Linked DNA regions of Mus musculus: region 2 is linked to region 1. The links are chromatin loops, found by intact Hi-C in ENCODE. Cell type or tissue: left cerebral cortex. All regions are shown on one strand. Links, peaks and the distances in the headings refer to the core of each region. The heading gives the core; the rest is flanking DNA.

Region 1 (8,333 bases), core at 40-8,039:
CATCTACAAAAGAATAAGCTCCCCTCTCCTCATATCTGAAGCCTCCACAGTACCTTTAAAAACGCACGGCTGACTGTTGTCATCCTTGGTCAGACTCACGTTGAAGCAGAGGAGCCCCTACCCCTCCTGTCCAATCACATCCCTGTGCCAGTTGCCACCCCTCTCCCCCAGCCCTTCCCTGCTTCTGATACCCACCATTCTTCTCTCATCCTATAAGACCTGCTAGTTTTTAGCTTCACATGTAAATGAGAACACATGGTATTTGTTAGAAGAATAGTTTTGACAGTGGAAGCTAAAAGCATTACTTACTGGCCTCTGTACAGTTTAACCCCAATTACTGTCCTTTTTTGCACAACTTCTGTAGTCTCTAGCTCTGCCACCCGGTCACTTGGGCAGCTGTTGTCCTTTGCAGGGTGCTCTTTGGAGGGTGGGATGTGATGTTTTTCAAGCTGTTGAATGCTTTTCAGTGCTTTTCTTTTGTTCTCATGAGCAGACTGACAAAATAGTAAATATTAGGAGTCATTTTTCCTCTACAAACTTCTACAGATGATAATCTGTGTTATTGTTTGGATGCTGTTGTTTTGCCTGGAATTTGATGCAGCTAAGATGTCCGTATCCAGCTCGACTTTGTAGAAATGCTTCTTTTACATATGCTGGATGCCTGTAGTCCTTGCAAAAGCACTTGCTTTCTACTTGTCATTTAAGACATTTGAACTGATATGTTTCTATAGGATAGATACTGGGTGGGTGAGTGGTTGAATGTGTGGGTGCATAAATCCGTGGGTTGGTGGTTCATTTTATTAGGAGTAAGTAGCCTTCAGTCTACCCATGTAGCCATCTTACCTCCTTGGAAATGTCTGCTTAATGATTTTTTTCATTAATTCATCTATCCATTCACTGGACATCCCATTCGCAGCCCCCTCCCCACTTCCAGCCCTACACCTACAAATCCCCACCCCACCCCCCAGAGAAGGGGAAGCTGCCCTCCTGGATCTTGTCTGACATTCTAGCCAGTTTGTCTGAGGCCTCTCTTTCAATTCTATCTACACACCATGCATTGCTGCAACTACCGTCTCTTGCACCAAGTCTCTCAAGGCAGTCCTTTTGTGTACCGTGACACTAGAATTAAAATATCAGGTTCAAGTTTGTTCTGATTTTACTTTCTGCGTCAGTCACACTTCTCTCGATGGCTGTCGATCTGGGCATTTGTGTACTTTTAGATTCTCTACAATGGCTTACTTCATCCCAACCCCATCTGCAAGTGTGTGTGTTTGTGTGTGTGTGTGTGTGTGTGTGTGTGTGTGTGTGTGTGTCTAGGAGCATGTCATGCCCATGGCATGACACATGTGTGGAAGTGAGGACCACCTCAGATGTCAGTCCTCACCTTCCAACATCATTAGAGACAGGGCCTTATTATTCACCACTGTGTGTGCTAAGTTAGCTGGTTCTGGGCATTCTGGTTATGACCAGTCTTGTCCCTACCTCCATCTCACCATAGAAGAGCTGGGACTACAGACACATACCACCACATAGAGCTTTCCCATGGGTTCTTGGATGCTTGCAAAACAAGCACTTTCCCCACTGGACCATCCCCCCAGTCTACCCTGCATTTTCATATCCTCTTATCTTCTTCATCGATGTCTGCTTCTAAGCATGTGCTCATTGCCTGACTTTCCAGCCACTTCAGGGTTTCTCTGGGCACTTCATTCACTCATTACATGTTTCTTCCTTTTCCTTTTCTTTTTTAACAAGTTGTAATGAAATATTTTCTTTTGCCCTTTAGCACCCCTGCCAAGCCTGAAGCTTCACCAGGGTGAGTCCTGTGTCTATTTTATTTATAGCCATGACCTCAGAGCTGGCTGGCAGACAGCAGGTACTCAGTAAGTGACTATTGTATGAATATTATGATATATCCTCATTACAGTGTTCTGGCAATTTCCTAGAATATGCAAAAATAAACAATGCAAAAAAAGTGTGCCTCATCTCTGAATCAGTTGTGTGCTACAGATAATATATAAACTCTGTGCGTGCATGTGTGTGTGTGTGTGTGTGTGTGTGTGTGTGTGTATAAATCCTCTGTGAAGATCTTCAGCAGACCTCTTTCTTACACGAGGAGCCCATGTTGCCTTGATTTAGGCCTCAGCTCCTTCCCATCCTATTCATTTGACAAGCGAGATATTTGGTGGCTATGATTCATGCCCGTCTGCTTGCCTGTGATGAGATTGGCTCTGTGACAAGGATTAAAGATACACAAAGATGAGGCAGACACCATCCTCTGCTGATGGGATTTAGTGGGGGGAACTCACAGGGGAGAAAGGCAATATATAAACAGATATGCAAAGTCATTGCACACCTGTGCTTGCATCTATGAGAGAAAGAGTCCATGGGTATCAAAAATCACATTGAAACATGGTGACATTTGATCTGAGGATGAGACAGGGTGCAACATGGGAAGAGCTAGGGTTAACTATCCTGGACAGAAAGAATATTAACACCTTGGGATTAGCAGGTGGCGTTGCTCTACTCCAAGGCTAGCTGAGAATCCACACTTGTACAATTTAGGCAAGTCTTGAACCTGGAAACAAGCACTGGGGACCCAACAGGTTCAAGCACACCAGAGCCCAGACACTATGGGGTAGGGACTGACTGCTCGGTAGGCTCTTTGGCAATAAGTATGTCTCATTCCCCGCATGATCAGAAAGCCAACTCTGAGGACCTTTGCAACCATGAGGCTTAATGCAGGAATTGGTGTGCCTACAGCTATTGAGAGACAAGACAGAAAGGCCCTTCTTTTATCAGCCATCAAGTCCAACAAAGGCAGCATCAGGAACCTGGGGATTCCTGTGTCTACTCTGTCAGCTGTATCAGGATCATGTCCCACTAGGGGGTACTGTTGTGCTTCAGGAAGTTGGGCTGCCTCGCAGAACTTGTCCCTTTAAATCCATCCACATCTCTGGGGACTCTGGAGTGGGGTGGTTGTAAAGCTTGGTGGGAAAAGACTAAACTTACTGATTCATCTAGTCATCTGTTGGAGAGCTTGAAAGTACCTGGAAATGCTAAGAGTTCTTGAGACTCTGAATATACACAGCAGGAGGTGAGGGGGCTGTATGGACAGCTCAGGTAGGGGGCACAGTGTGGTGAAGGTATGGATACTCAGACTAAGGAGGGTGGCATCCAAAGCTGCTGGGTTGGTTTGCTCCATTCTCACCTGACCCCAGAGGTTTCCATCCCCTCTGAAGTACGAGCCAACCTCGTCTACAAATGGCAGGATTTGGTGAATTGAAAAGCTTGGGAAAGTGCTAATGTCACATGTGTGCGGAGGAAGAGTTCATTGGCCAGAGGAGCATAACAGACTGGCCATGTGTGCTAATGTCCTTCACATTGACTGCCAGGACTCTATGATGGGAATCACCTACTGACTAAGGTGCCTTCTGACAGAACTCCAGATGGGGAAGAGGGTGAGGGCAGCCAGCTTCAGGCCCTCCATGGTGCTTGTTTCCTTCATGTCCTTACAGATGATCTGCCATTCTGTAGGAAGCAGAGGGTGTCCAAGCTGTGAAAGGAGGGGAGCCTCTCCTAGAGTTGGTCTCTATACTGTTTCAGGCTGGCTCATGGCAACCACAAAGAGGATAATGACCCCTCAGCGCCAGTTAGAAGCATCACTGCCACATGAACTCTTGTTTCCTGGATGCTGACACCATTGGAAAGTATCACACAAGAGAAACAAAGTCCTGGAGAAATTCCTATGGAATAGGCATAGGCATAGGGCTCGGGAGCATGTGTGCCCAAAGCCAAGAAGAAACATTTTAGGGAGTAAGGAGTGGGTAGACACTCCCGATGCTATATAAGGGAGAATTAAACCAAGACTAAAGTTGAAAGCGGCTGAGATTGTGGCTCAATGGGTAGAATGCTTACCCGGTTTGATCCCAGGCCTTGAAAAACTTGTGGTGCCATGTGCCTGTAATCCCAGCACTCAGGGGGTGGAGCCACGAGGATCAGAAATTCAAAGCCATCACTGTGTAATGAGTCTGGGGCCAGCAGGGCTTACACAGGGCCCTGTCTGAAAACAAAATAAACAAAATAAAACAAAACACACACACTAGAGCGAGGAGATGGGCTGGCAATCAGAGGCACCGGGATGAGGAAGAGTGTGACTAACAGGAGGAAGCAGAAGCATTCAACTCTGGATCAAGATCCTCAGCTGGAAAGAACAGCAGCCATGGAGGACTACTCTATGAGGAGAGAAAGCAGGCATCAGGCTCCCCAAAGAGACTTGAATGCAATCAGGGAAACCCAATAGAAAACAGGAAGCCCATTCAAGGATGGGTGTGGCATTTTATGATTGATACAGGCTCTCACCTGTTTACCTGGCTTAGACTTCAGGGCAGCACAGGAAGTCTGAGCCATCCACCTGTTGCTGGTGAGGAAGCTGATAGGAATGTCACAGAAGCCAGGGAACAGAATGGCTCTGACTTAAATCCTAGCTGATGTTTTTACTAATTCTAATCATGCATAATTCCTTACCTGACATCAGTTACTCAACTGCTGACTATAGGAAGCCTTCATCAAATGCATACCTTGCACCAGTATTATTAGGTCTGCCTCCTTGACACCCGGCTGCTCCAATAGCACGGCCTGGCAAGTCAGCTTCCAGGTAGAGCCAGATAGATATGCAGACACTTGGGCTCCTTCCTGACACCTACTGTGTTTGTGTATTGGTGAATCCTCACAGAGATTTTACTGGCTTAACCCAGGACGAAGGACAGAGGGAAGAGGAAGAAGATAAACCCGGAGGAGACAGGCAGATATGCAGTTACCTTCAGCTAGTGTCCCCAAGCTCAGCCACAGATGGAGCCTGAGAAATTGAGGTCCAGTTGCCAGGAAACATCTAGGGCTGCTCAAGCACTCGCAAAAACACTTAACACCCACGGTCCCTCAGCCTCCTATCCGGGCCAGCATCTAGAGGAAGGATGCCTGCCATGTCCTCGCCACCCACCCACACTTCAGCCACTCCAAACAACCTTCCTTCCCTCAGTGTGCAGTGCAGGCATTTGTCCTCCTAAATAATATCAATGGAGGCCTTTACAAATAGCTTTTAATAAGCTCTAGTTTCTTAATGACCGAGAACACATGCTCATGGTCAAGAAAAGAGGCAAGTCCATAAACACATCAAACTAAAGGTGAAAATTAATTCCCAGGATGCACAACACCATCCGCTGCAGATCTCCCAAGGTCATTCTCCAAACCCAAGGTCATTCTCCAAACCTAAGCCCTGCTAAGGACACCTGTGCATCCTTTCAGAAGAGACACACGCATATACACTCCAGCATATGTGTGTGGATTTGCAACGCAAAAAAAAAAAACGTTAACCTGACTGCAACTCACCTCTCCCACTTAACAACACGCCCTGGACTCTCTTCCGAGTGTGTCTTTAAATAGATCTTTCTTGCTTTTAACAGCCGCTTTATAATCTATAGCAGAGCCTTGTTAGAGCTTATTTAACCACATCCTACTAATGGCCACAGGGTTTGTTCCTAGTCTCTATCTTTTACGTATAATGGGTGGTAGTTATGTTCATGCTTGCTATTACAATAATAATTAAACAAAGCAACAAACAAAAATGCTTGTCCTGGCTCACAGCCACTCAGGGAAGGCATTTCCTAGTTGTACGAGGTCCCCACTCTTCCTTGTACTTGTCGAACTTGCTCTGTTCTAGAGCTACAGAGTCTCCTGCACTAGAAAAGACAGGGAACAGGATGGGTCCATTGTACGCTCACCTTGGCCTTGAAGCAATGCATCTCATCCCCACTTGTTCTTCCTGTCAAGACCCAGCCATGGCCCTCAGTTGGGTGTGGTAAGGAGAACTATAATCCTTTGGAACTGTGAGAACAGTACAAGTAGGGTCACAGGAGGGAGGAGGTCCCCAGAGAAGAAGAGAAGGGATCTCTGTTGAATGCCTCTCCACCTCTACCACAATTGCAGCAGTGAGCATCCGTACCCCCTGCACAAGTCTTTACATGTTTGTGTAGTTAAATGTCTAGAAGGACAATGGCCATGTCCAGACGATGTGCATTTTAGACATTGTAGGCAATGTCTAACTGCCTTCCTAGAGGTGCATTGGTTTGTGCTCTTACCTTGTCAAGAAAACTTTCCTTCTTCACACCCTTGTTAAAATTTGTCACCATTTATATATCATAAGTCTGGGAGATGACTCCCCAGGTAAAAGGCTTACTAAGCAAGATTGAGGACCTGAGACCCTGAGAATCCACGTAAAGCCAGACACAGACACAGTAGCATACATCTGTACTCCTATGTTCCACCTGGAAAAGATGGAAAGTGGAGACAGGAGACTTCCCGGGAGCAGGCAAGGTGGGAGTGAAGAGTGAGGTTGTCCTCTGACTGCCAAATACATTGTGACATACGTGGATCTCTCTCCCTTTCTCCCCCCTCTCCTTCTCCATCCCTCTCCTTCTTCTCCTTCTCCCTGCCTACACACACACACACACACACACACACACTCTCTCTCTCACACACACACACACACACACACTACGTTATAAGTGGATAAATGATCCATGTTACAGGTGATCATGACTTTAATTTGCATTCCTATAAATGAGCATGTTGGGAGAGACTGAGATTATTTTCATGTTCTTATTTTCCATCTGTAGCTTTTTTCCGTTAGTTCTTTTCTAATGACCCGCATCCCTTTCTTCTCCTGGCTCTTTCTCTATTACTTGCTTTTTGGGAGGAGTCAGAGAAAACTCATAAACTATGTACATGAAAGAGAAGAAGCCATCCCTCCGTGATCCCAGTTAGCACGCTACAGGTATTTGCTGCTTTTGCTACGTCCCTCTTACTCGTGATACTTTCCCATTGCAGAGACATAGCTCTCTAATGTGCTTTAACTTGCCCGTGGTTTTTGTCTCATGCCTAGAAAGGCTGTCCTAGTGCCAAGATGAATTTTTCATGTTCTCACGTTTTTTCCTCCAGTGCTGAAGCCGCACTTGAATCCAGACTGCAACAGTGTTGCGTTGGTGATTTCCCTCGGTCCTCTGTGCCCTACTTTCCACAGCCCTCAAACAGGAACTGGGAGAACCTGCTAGGTAGGGTTATTGGAAGTTGGAGCACAGTGATTGTGTCCTTGGACTTAGAAACGACATTGGCTGAGATGAAGTATGCCAAATGCTAGCTACTGGCTTGTCTCCATCTGGGTTTGTGGTTTATGACCCTGTACATAGCTGATATCTGCATATTATATATATACATATATATATAATTACAATATATTATAATGAGCAAGTCATAGAATCTTTGTAAAAATAAATTAACAAATGAAAAGCATCTTAAATTCCAAAATATGTGCATGACTTGTCATTAAAAGGACCCACTGTTCTCTATATGATCATGTGGTATCTACCAGTACAATGGAATCCAAGACAAGTCCCACAACACTCAAGGTATGGCTTTACTAGGGACCTTTAAAAACTTAGAGTCACACAGAGAGGAAAGAAAACCTAGCACAGTGCTGTCTTCTCACAGTGACAGGAGAGACCTGCAAAGGGCTGGACCTCCTGAGGAAACCCAGGGATGGATGCCTGGCCTCCACACCTCCACCAATGGTATTATCCCCACAGGGAAGGATTCCCTCACCTCCACTAATATTCTTTCTTAAAAAAAAAAAAAAGTATTGGTACATTGAGAATGCCATACAGTGTATCATATTTATCCTTCCTCCAACTCTTTCTACATCCACCCTGCTTCCTTTCCCATCCAACTTCGTGTCCCCTTTCCCCTATCTTAGATGTGTGATCTCTCATTGGAGAGTGGTTGACTTTCCAGGGCCTGCACGCTTAGGGAAAACTATCTTTTTCCTTACCAGCAGCTAACAACTACTAATAGCTCTGTGGTTAGCATGGGGCCTCATGCCCAGTGCCCCCTCCACACTGGGATTGGTCTGGCTTGGGGTTGCCTAGGTCCTGTGCTTTCGATCACAGCGGCTGTGAGTTCAAACGTGCAGTGCCCTGCTGTGTCTGAAGAGCATGTTTCCTTGGCGTCGTCCACTGTCTCTGTCTCTTACACTTTTTCTGCCTCTCTTCTGAAATGGCCCCTGAGCCTTCGTGGGAAGGGTGAGGTGCATAGGTTCCTCTTAGGGCCGAGCTCTCCACAGTCTCTTGCTCTCTGCACCTTAGCCTGCTGTGAGTCTCTGTGCTGAGCATTATCTACTACCAATAGAATCGACTTCCTGTCATTATGGCAATGAAGAAAGCAGCCTCATCAGTTCTGAGGTAATCAGATGACTGGTTGATGGGTTTTGAGTCCCAACTTTGGCA
Region 2 (8,333 bases), core at 19-8,018, 93 kb before region 1:
AGAATTATAACAGTAGGGCCAAAAGGCTTTTGGGATTGCTCATAGCTTCCCATTTTACAGATTAAAGAAACTGAGGCTTAGAGACAACAAAACACCTGGCTAAAATACACAAAGAATTAAAAGTAAAGTCAAGAGGTAAAGTATTTTCCTAGCTATACAAAGACCTAGGTTCAACCTTTAAGACCCTTAAAAAAGTATGGATTCAACCTTTCTATCTTTCAAGAATATGAAAGCTAAATCACGACTTGAGATTTGAAAAAAATAACTGTAGCCATGAACTGATGAGAGGAGATGAAATTTAATCAGGTCAAATGTTACATGTTAGGGTTTTTTTAAAAGTCCACTGCTCAAGCACAGCAGGGAGTAGCTATGCTTCAATCATCAGCACTTGTAGGAAAACACTTAGAGATGCTACGAGGCTCCAAGCTGGAGATGTCAGCAGTGTGATGCTGCTGCAGGAAAAAGGCAGTGGGGTCCTTGGTGGCATTACTAGAAACAGAATTTATCAAAGCTGGGTGGGGGGTGAGGGTCCTGCTGAACTTTATATGCTCTACCTGGAATTCTCATCCAGTCCTCGATACCAGATTTTTAGCAGCAATCTAGATATATTCATCCACATCTAGGAGAAGAGCCTGGGATGGAGTCATGTGGATAATGCTCAAAGGAAGTTCGAAAGCTTCAGAGCTCTGTAATTAAAACCTTGAATCCTGGAGCCAGACTGTCTGGGTTTAATCCTAGCTCTGCCAATTACTCAGTATATGTTTATTTAACCTCTTTTCACTCTCTGTAAATTAGGACTTATAATAATGCCTATAATACCTATCTCCAAAGATAAGTGAGGTAAAGCCTTTTAAGTAGTTTGCACATTATGGCACAAAACAAGCACTTGATACATGCTAGCTATTGTTAGAATTAAGATTCTAATGTGGAGATATAGGCATCGATTTGTGTGCTTCTCAACCTTGATCAGAGAAGGAGATTCTCCTCTCTCTCTCTTCTCTCTCTCTCTTGCTCTCTCTCTCACTCTCTCTTTCTCTCTCTCTCCTCTCTTCTTCTCTTTCCCTCTGTCTCCCCCTCCCCCACCTCTTCTCCCTCCCTCTCCCCCTCTCTCTTTAAGTAGGCAGGGATTAATGCAGAGACTCAAAACTGGTCAAAGCATTGAGAATAAGTGACTGAGAGTGCCCACCCCCGGAAAGGACATCTACAGCACATGCTTCCCAAGGCTCAGGGAACGTTAGAGGAGGGGGAAATAAGAATACAAGAACTGGAGGATGAGAAGGAGAACTGTGAAGTGATGCTTTCTGAACATGTCAGGGTCATTGCCTTCATGAACTCACAGTCACAGTGGCTACCTGCACAACATCCACACAAGGTCAAGACCGTCAACCTCCCCCTATAGACTGATAGGGAGCTTATGGGGCCCATTCATGGCTGGGGAGCTACTGGCAGGTGATGGCTGCCAGTGAATCCTTTCTCTTCGGAGGTGTGGCGACTGGTAAGTTGCTCATGCTGCAGAAGATGGACCCACACCCAGTAAGCTGTGGGAATTACTAATTGAACTTAGTGGGTTATTTTTTGAAGAAGAGGAGGAGGAGGAAGAGAAGAAAGAGGAGGAAGACAAAGAGGAGGGAGACAAAGAAGGAAGAGGAGGGTGAGGAGATGAAGAAGAGGAGGAGGAGAAAAAGAGGAAGAGGAGAAGGAGGAGGTAGGAGATGGGGAGAAGAAATGAAATTGGGAGTGAACATGTTAGAGGGTTCTGGGAGCTGCTGAGATTGGAAGTGATATGATATGAAATTCTCAGAATAAATAAAAATATTTTTTTATAAAATAATCCAAAGAAATGCGAGGAAACGGTAATAGTATGGTAGGCTTTAACAGTTATCAAATTACTTATCATGTACTATATGTATTAGAAACTAGTCCCTACAGCAGAGAGCTTGATCTAAGTTTTCTAGGGATGGGCTTGGTTTAGAAACAGAGCATATTTCCCAGTTTGAGCAAGAATACACAGACCTTGTCCTGAAGTCATCGTCAGTCTAACGGAAGCTGAGGGGGGTGGTGGGGTCATACAGCCATCTTGTGAGGGTCTTCTCTTTGGGAACACTGGTCCAGGTTTTTAGGGGATGTAAATCCCACCTGGAATGCAGGGTTCTAACCAGCTAGGGTTGGTCACTGGGAGCTGTTCTGAAGACAACCTCTTGACAATCATTAGATGTAGAAGTGCTCTGTCCTTTATTTCCTCCTGCTTTGTCACTGTGAGGAAACCAGTTATATGCTGACCCTTATATAGCGTCTGGTACCCTGGACAGCTCCCTGGGGAGCAGGCCACCGCTAGGGGGCGGCCGCCAAGAGATGAATAAGTCTGAGGCTCTGGGGCTAGCTTGATTTCCAGGCCCAGTAAGGGGGCGGGGGGGGGGGGCGGGAGTCGGGGTGTGTGTGTGATGAGGTGGTGTGCAAATTGGATAGAGGTTTGTGCTCCATGGGTGCGAGACAGAGTGAGTCGCCTGGGTGTGAGTCAGCATGCGGGTGCTAGGGGGCTCGGTAACTAGTCACGGAATCTCACTCTCCTCCACCCATCCATTTTGCACTGTGCGCCCAGGTCCCATGCGTGTGCGCACCCTGCACGATGCCAGATTCCAGGCTGTGTGTATTGGTTCGGCGAGATGGCTGGGGATGGGGTGTGTCCTTGTTGTGTTCCTATCTTCGGGTTAGGTGTATTCTTCTCTCCACCCTCTGTGGGGTGTTGAGGAGTGTCCGGATTAGAGTGAGCTTGTTCCTGTGCTAGTGTATGTGTGGTGCATGTGTGGGTAAGTGTAGTGGAACCGAGTATCAGGGTTGGGTGCTTGCATGAACACCCGGGTCTATGTGTAGGGTGGGTGTTGGCGTAATCTCAGGTGTCCAGAGGCCGGAGTGATGGGGGTGTCTAATCTCCCACAGGAGTACAGGACATACCTGCCCACCCTCCCTTCACCTCCCCAAGCTGGTCAAGGCTCCGTAGGGAGCAGTCCTCATGGGGAGAACCTGGGGAGGTGTTGTACCTGAGAGGAATAAGAGAGTCAGGGTGCAAGGGGCGGGCCAGGTCCCCGGGTGCGGCGCGGGCTCGGGGGACCCGCGCGGCTGACGTCAGGCGACTCCTTAAATAGAGCCGGTAGCGCGCTCCACTCGGCATTTCCCGAGGAGCCAGAACGCGGCCGGCGCCAGCGCCACCGTCCGGTCCGCTCATCCTCCCGCCGGCACTGCCGCGCGGCCACAGAGCGTCCCCAGAAAGGCGCTCGGAGCATCCGGAATGGGGCTTCGGGCGCTGGGCGCGCTCCGAACCCGACGCGCGTGAGAATCGAAGAGCGCCGGGAGCCGCCCGGCTGTCCAGAGCCCTCATCGCTTAATACCGGGAGATGCTGGCAATGCAGCCACCTGGTCCCCGAGGAGCCACCGTACCCGGGACCCCCGGGCACGGTGCTTGCCCAGGCCAGCTGCCCCCAGAGGAGATGATATCCCTTACGCCCAACGCGCACAGCGGGGACAGCGCCACGCGAGCCCTCTAGGCAATCGCAGAGCCACGCAGCAGCTCCGCCGCAGGTGCCACCTCGGAAACCATGACCCCCGGCGCGGGCCCATGGAGCTATGGCCTATAGGGTCCTGGGCCGCGCGGGGCCACCTCAGCCGCGGAGAGCGCGCAGGCTGCTCTTCGCCTTCACACTGTCCTTGTCCTGCACTTACCTGTGTTACAGCTTCCTGTGCTGCTGCGACGGTCTGGGCCAGAGCCGCCTGCTCGGCGCACCGCGTTGCCTCCGCGGCCCCAGCGCAAGCGGCCAGAAACTTCTGGCGAAGTCCCGCCCGTGTGATCCCCCGGGGCCGACGCCCAGTGAGCCCAGCGCTCCCAGCGCGCCCGCCGCTGCCGCTCCAGCACCGCGCCTCTCCGGATCCAATCACTCTGGCTCCCCGAAGCCAGGCACCAAACGGCTGCCCCAAGCCCTCATTGTGGGCGTCAAGAAAGGGGGAACTCGGGCGGTGCTGGAGTTTATCCGCGTGCACCCGGACGTGCGGGCCTTGGGCACTGAGCCCCACTTCTTCGACAGGAACTACGGACGAGGACTGGACTGGTACAGGTAAGAGGGTCACGACAGCTCCACTCTGAGCTTTGGGTTCGCTCCATCCTTAGAGTAATTCCTTGCCTGTCTTAAACCGGCAAGTGGATTGTGGGGTGACTACTGTAGAGGGTCCACCCAGAACTTCCCGGAGACTGACTCTTCATGACGCTCTTTGAAGCGCAAAGGGAAAGAGTATTCCTCTTGTCCCTGGGGTCTCTGGAAGGTAGGGGACATTTCTAGTCAAAACTAGGTGCTGGCTGGAGGGCTGCCTTCTTTGTCCAGTTTTTAGGGCGGTTGGAGCTGGTTCCCTAAGGCAAAAGGCTCTACTCCTACCCCTAAGCTGATCTTCCCTGGCCTGTGTGGCACCTGCAGTTGAGAAAGGGAAACCACCACAAAGGCCCTGTGTGGTGATTTCTGCCTGGTAGGTACCCATTCTTAGGGCAATATGAGAGTGTGTCCTGAGTTCTCGCAATGAGGAGAATGCCAGTCTCTGCTGTAAATATTCGCTATGTTCTGAGGCTCACTCCTCCAGCAGTTCTAGTCCTGAGCTGGTGGGGTTGGAGTGTAGGAAGGAACCTTCGCTTTTGGTCCTGTCTCTGACACTTACATTGAGCAAGTTCCTCAAACTCTTCCAGCATTTCTTTCACTATCAATTACAAGGGGCTGGAAAATACTTCCTGCCCTGTTTGCCTGTCCAGTCTTTTTCAAAGTGTTTGAAAGATGTAAAAATGACCGTTAGAGGTGCTTTTAAAATAGTAGCCAACAGGAGGGATTTGGAAGATAGGTGGGCACTTCAGGTGAAGACTAGGCAGGATCCTAGGAGTAGTCAGACATGCTTAGAATGCCCACTCTTCCCTTGGACTTCTGCCAGCTAGAGTCCCTCCCTCCTCCAGGGGGTGGTGTCTGGACCTACAGTGAGGCTTCATTCTCCAGTGCAGCCTTCACTCTTCAGTGCCTCTGGTATCCATTGGCCTTCACACCTTGTGTTGTGCAGAATTGCAGGATAGGTGCACAGAGGGACTGAGTCAGGGCACCTCTGGGGCTAGAGTATAGTGTGAGCCTAAGAGATGTCACAGAATCTGTCTGTCATGGAATCTACCTGAAGACATTCTAGGCAGTTCAGAACAGTAATGCAATTCTGGAGGGATGCCATGGTGGCTGCCAGAGTTGCTGAGGCTATTTCTTTTATTTTTCATATAAAAGGAGACCCTTGACTCATTAGAGTCATAAGCATACTGGATAAAGAATAATTTCTTTGGAAAAATGACCCGATGGAGTCATAACAGAGAGTTCTGGATTTCCAAGGAAAGGGGGATCCACAGGAATGTGTTGTCACCTTTCTCAGCTAGCCCTGGCCAGTATAGCTATGACTGTTAGGAGCAATGGATGGGACGTATGCTGTCCCTAAGAGGCAGACACAGTTTGTAGTAGAGCCAAGCAAGGAACTGCTGGCACACAGTCAGGTGAGGCTTCATGCCAATGCTGATGACCCACTATGCTTTCTGAACTGTGACCCAGAGGTGTTCCATCTAGTTATGTGCAAAGACTCTTTGAACCAGACCCTGGGGTATGAGCTGCAGAAGCATCGAACACCAGTGCCCTGCTCGAGGTCGCCCTCAGCCACACTCATTGCGTGCCAGGGTTTCCTCGATGGAAAATATGAAGATTGTTATGAAACCTTTTCCCACGGTGAAGTGCTTTTTAAGTGCAAAATAGCAAAATTCTGAGCATCTAGCTTTTAGGTGATGCTCCCTCCCATAAACACCTCTATGTTGAGCCCAGGCTCTTCCTCCCCGCTCCTTCTCCCTCCTCCACTAAACAGCATACCTCAGGCTTCCTTTCTGGAGCCTGTGTCATTCAGGGATGACTGCTTTTTATTTTTAACCTTGGCATGTGTGATTCTAAGCCAGCTTAGCTGTGAACCTTGGAGATGGGAGCCATGCCTTTTTTTTTTTTTTTCTTTCCTAGCACATTTGGATTCTGCTAAAATTCTCAGCTGAATCTTGGTAGGTTTTATTTAACATGAGGCTCACTGACAGCTCCACTTCTTTCTCTCTCCCCTCCCCCTCTACCCTTTGTTTCTTGATAGTTCTAAAGGAAAGATTAGCCTGGAGGTCTGGTCATAACTATGATACCTATCAGTTTCTCAGGAAGGCTGGGAAGTCTACAGCACCCAGGAAAGGACTGTGTGGTTTGTGCTTTTGATGGGGGTTGGGGACGGCAAACCAGTGCCCTCCAAAGTCAGTATTTCACACAAGGATTGCTGTTTCCTCAAAACGTAATATGCTCCCCTACTGGGGCACTGTTTCCTCTGTTTTATCCTTTATCACCACTTGAGTAACAGCAGTCATTGCAGAAACTATGGGGATTCCTGAGAATCTTTACACTCTGTGTTCAAAGAGCCAGCCTTCTGTCCACTGCTGTGGCCTCAGTTTCCCAGGGTGGAGCCCATGAATGCAGTGGAGTCCATGATACTTTGCCCATCTTGAAGCCCCAGAGCACTTCTTAGGCCAGATGGTCTAAATGCAGATAGACAATGGGAAAATAAGGGTCACCAACCATCAAGCGGCAGGTGATACATCTCCTCCATGATGGCAGACTTGATACAACCAGAGAAACAGCATCAGCAAAAGGGGACGAGCCCACAGAGCCCTTGTCTTCTTTGTTCCTGGATCCTAATCCCTTCTTGGGAATCGCCAAGCCGAATGACCCCGGAGAACCCAGCTCTCTGCAGAGGAATCCCTCCGTGATCACACCTCACCTGTGTGTCTGGCCTGAGTTCCTCTCTTCAAATTTCCTCCCAGATGCAAGCATATGGATCCACGGGGGAGCCAGGTGGGGGCCACTAGCTGCTTGGAAGTAAAGAAGATGAGATATGAAGTTGATGAGTGTCATCCCATTGTGTCAAAGACCAGAGATGACTTCTTTAGATGCTGTGTGATTTGGAAAAAAGGATGATCACCTTGAGTCTCAGCTGCTTTCTCATGAGAATGAAGCCAGTAATAATTGTCTCGGGTTTGAAGAACGTATGGAACATTGCATATGAAAGTACCATGGCGGGGGGGGGGGACTTTGGTATATAAAGATAAGCCAATGGTGTTACTACTGTTGCCACAATTGCTGCTGTTCTGCTGCCAACACTCCTGTTATTGCCGTTAATACTCCTGCTAGCACAACTGTTAGAGCACTACCTGCTGCCACTGCCAAATGAGGCCAAAGAATGCATCGCTAAAGAAATAATTTTACACTTCCCCCTTTTTACGTGTGTGTGTGTGTGTGTGTGTGTGTGTGTGTGTGATGCATGTGTGTGTCTGTGGGTGCATGCATATGTGTGAGCACATGCACTGAAGGTAGAAGTTGAGTTGTTGTTCTTGCTTTTTGAAACAGGGTCTCTCTCTGAACCTGAAAGTCAATGATTCCACTAGGTTGAATGACCAGGAAAATGCCTCTTCAGCAAAGAGATTATAGGTGCTTGCTACTGGGTTTTGGGTTTTATGTGAGTTCTGGAGCCCGAGCTGAGGACACTCATACTTGTGTCCACTGCAAACTCTTTACAAACCAAGCCACCTCCTCAGGCCAATATGTTTCCTTTCCTTACTTCCTTTCTGTATTCTCCCCCGACACTCTCCCACCCTTGCTTCTTCCTCTCCCCTCCTTCCCCATCATCTTCTGTTTCTTAACTTTGCATTGATAGAATTTCACCTCATATTTCTGATTATCCACCTTTAAAAATGAGAACAATGCCTGACCTGGTCTTTTACATCATATGAAAACCATGTAGGGCACCGTATGTGGAAACATGCAACATACCTAAGATTTCACATACGATGCTGTTGTTTTAACAAAAGTTTGCCTCTGAGCCAGCCTATTTGAAATGTTTGTCATTTTTAGAGAAATATAAATGGTATCATGTCCAGAAGTCTTTAGGGTTCAAGAGAAAGGTGAGTTCTGTTTCAAGTATCTCAATTCTGTTAGCCTTATGGGTTGGCAGGGCATACATATGGAGAGGAAGGGAATCTTTGCTAAATGCATTAAAATGCCAACTGGGGAAAGTTAATACATGATAATTGACTCTACACTGGTGTCCAAATGTTGATAGATGAACTTGTTATAAACTTTAGACGCCATCTCTTATCTCTGTTTACTTTCTCGCTCAGTGTCGGTGTGTTCTTAGGACTGTGTAAGACAAGCAGAAACAGGATTTGCCCCAGAGGTAATGCTCTAAGTAAGACAGAGAGGGGAAAG

Evidence for each region. Hi-C counts contacts between places; a loop is a spot of excess contacts. Peaks named below come from ENCODE experiments on the same cell type or tissue, not always from the same donor. Only the 100,000 strongest peaks of a DNase experiment are listed, where the experiment ranks them.
Region 2: a loop joins it to region 1, with 5 times the contacts of the local background. A loop is called at or near these places in 2 of 42 quality-filtered maps.

The regions. Positions count from the first base shown.
Region 1 is chr7:121,482,581-121,490,913 of GRCm38, forward strand. All of the region lies in intron 1 of Hs3st2 (heparan sulfate (glucosamine) 3-O-sulfotransferase 2), which reads left to right. Among named protein-coding and RNA genes, the nearest start is that of Gm39081, 53 kb to the right of the region's middle. In left cerebral cortex, for the core only: a CTCF peak has its summit at 2,884 (motif pointing right); DNase peaks (open chromatin) are centred at 2,201, 2,925, 3,949, 4,902 and 1 more place; H3K27ac peaks cover 1,109 bases.
Region 2 is chr7:121,389,109-121,397,441 of GRCm38, forward strand. Hs3st2 (heparan sulfate (glucosamine) 3-O-sulfotransferase 2) reads left to right here and starts at 3,188. Exons shown (of 2, transcript NM_001081327.1): 1 at 3,188-4,106. The coding sequence starts at 3,622. In left cerebral cortex, for the core only: CTCF peaks have their summits at 2,323 (motif pointing right), 2,535, 3,197 and 4,987 (motif pointing right); DNase peaks (open chromatin) are centred at 2,387, 2,559, 3,160, 3,608 and 5 more places; H3K4me3 peaks cover 4,558 bases; H3K27ac peaks cover 3,263 bases.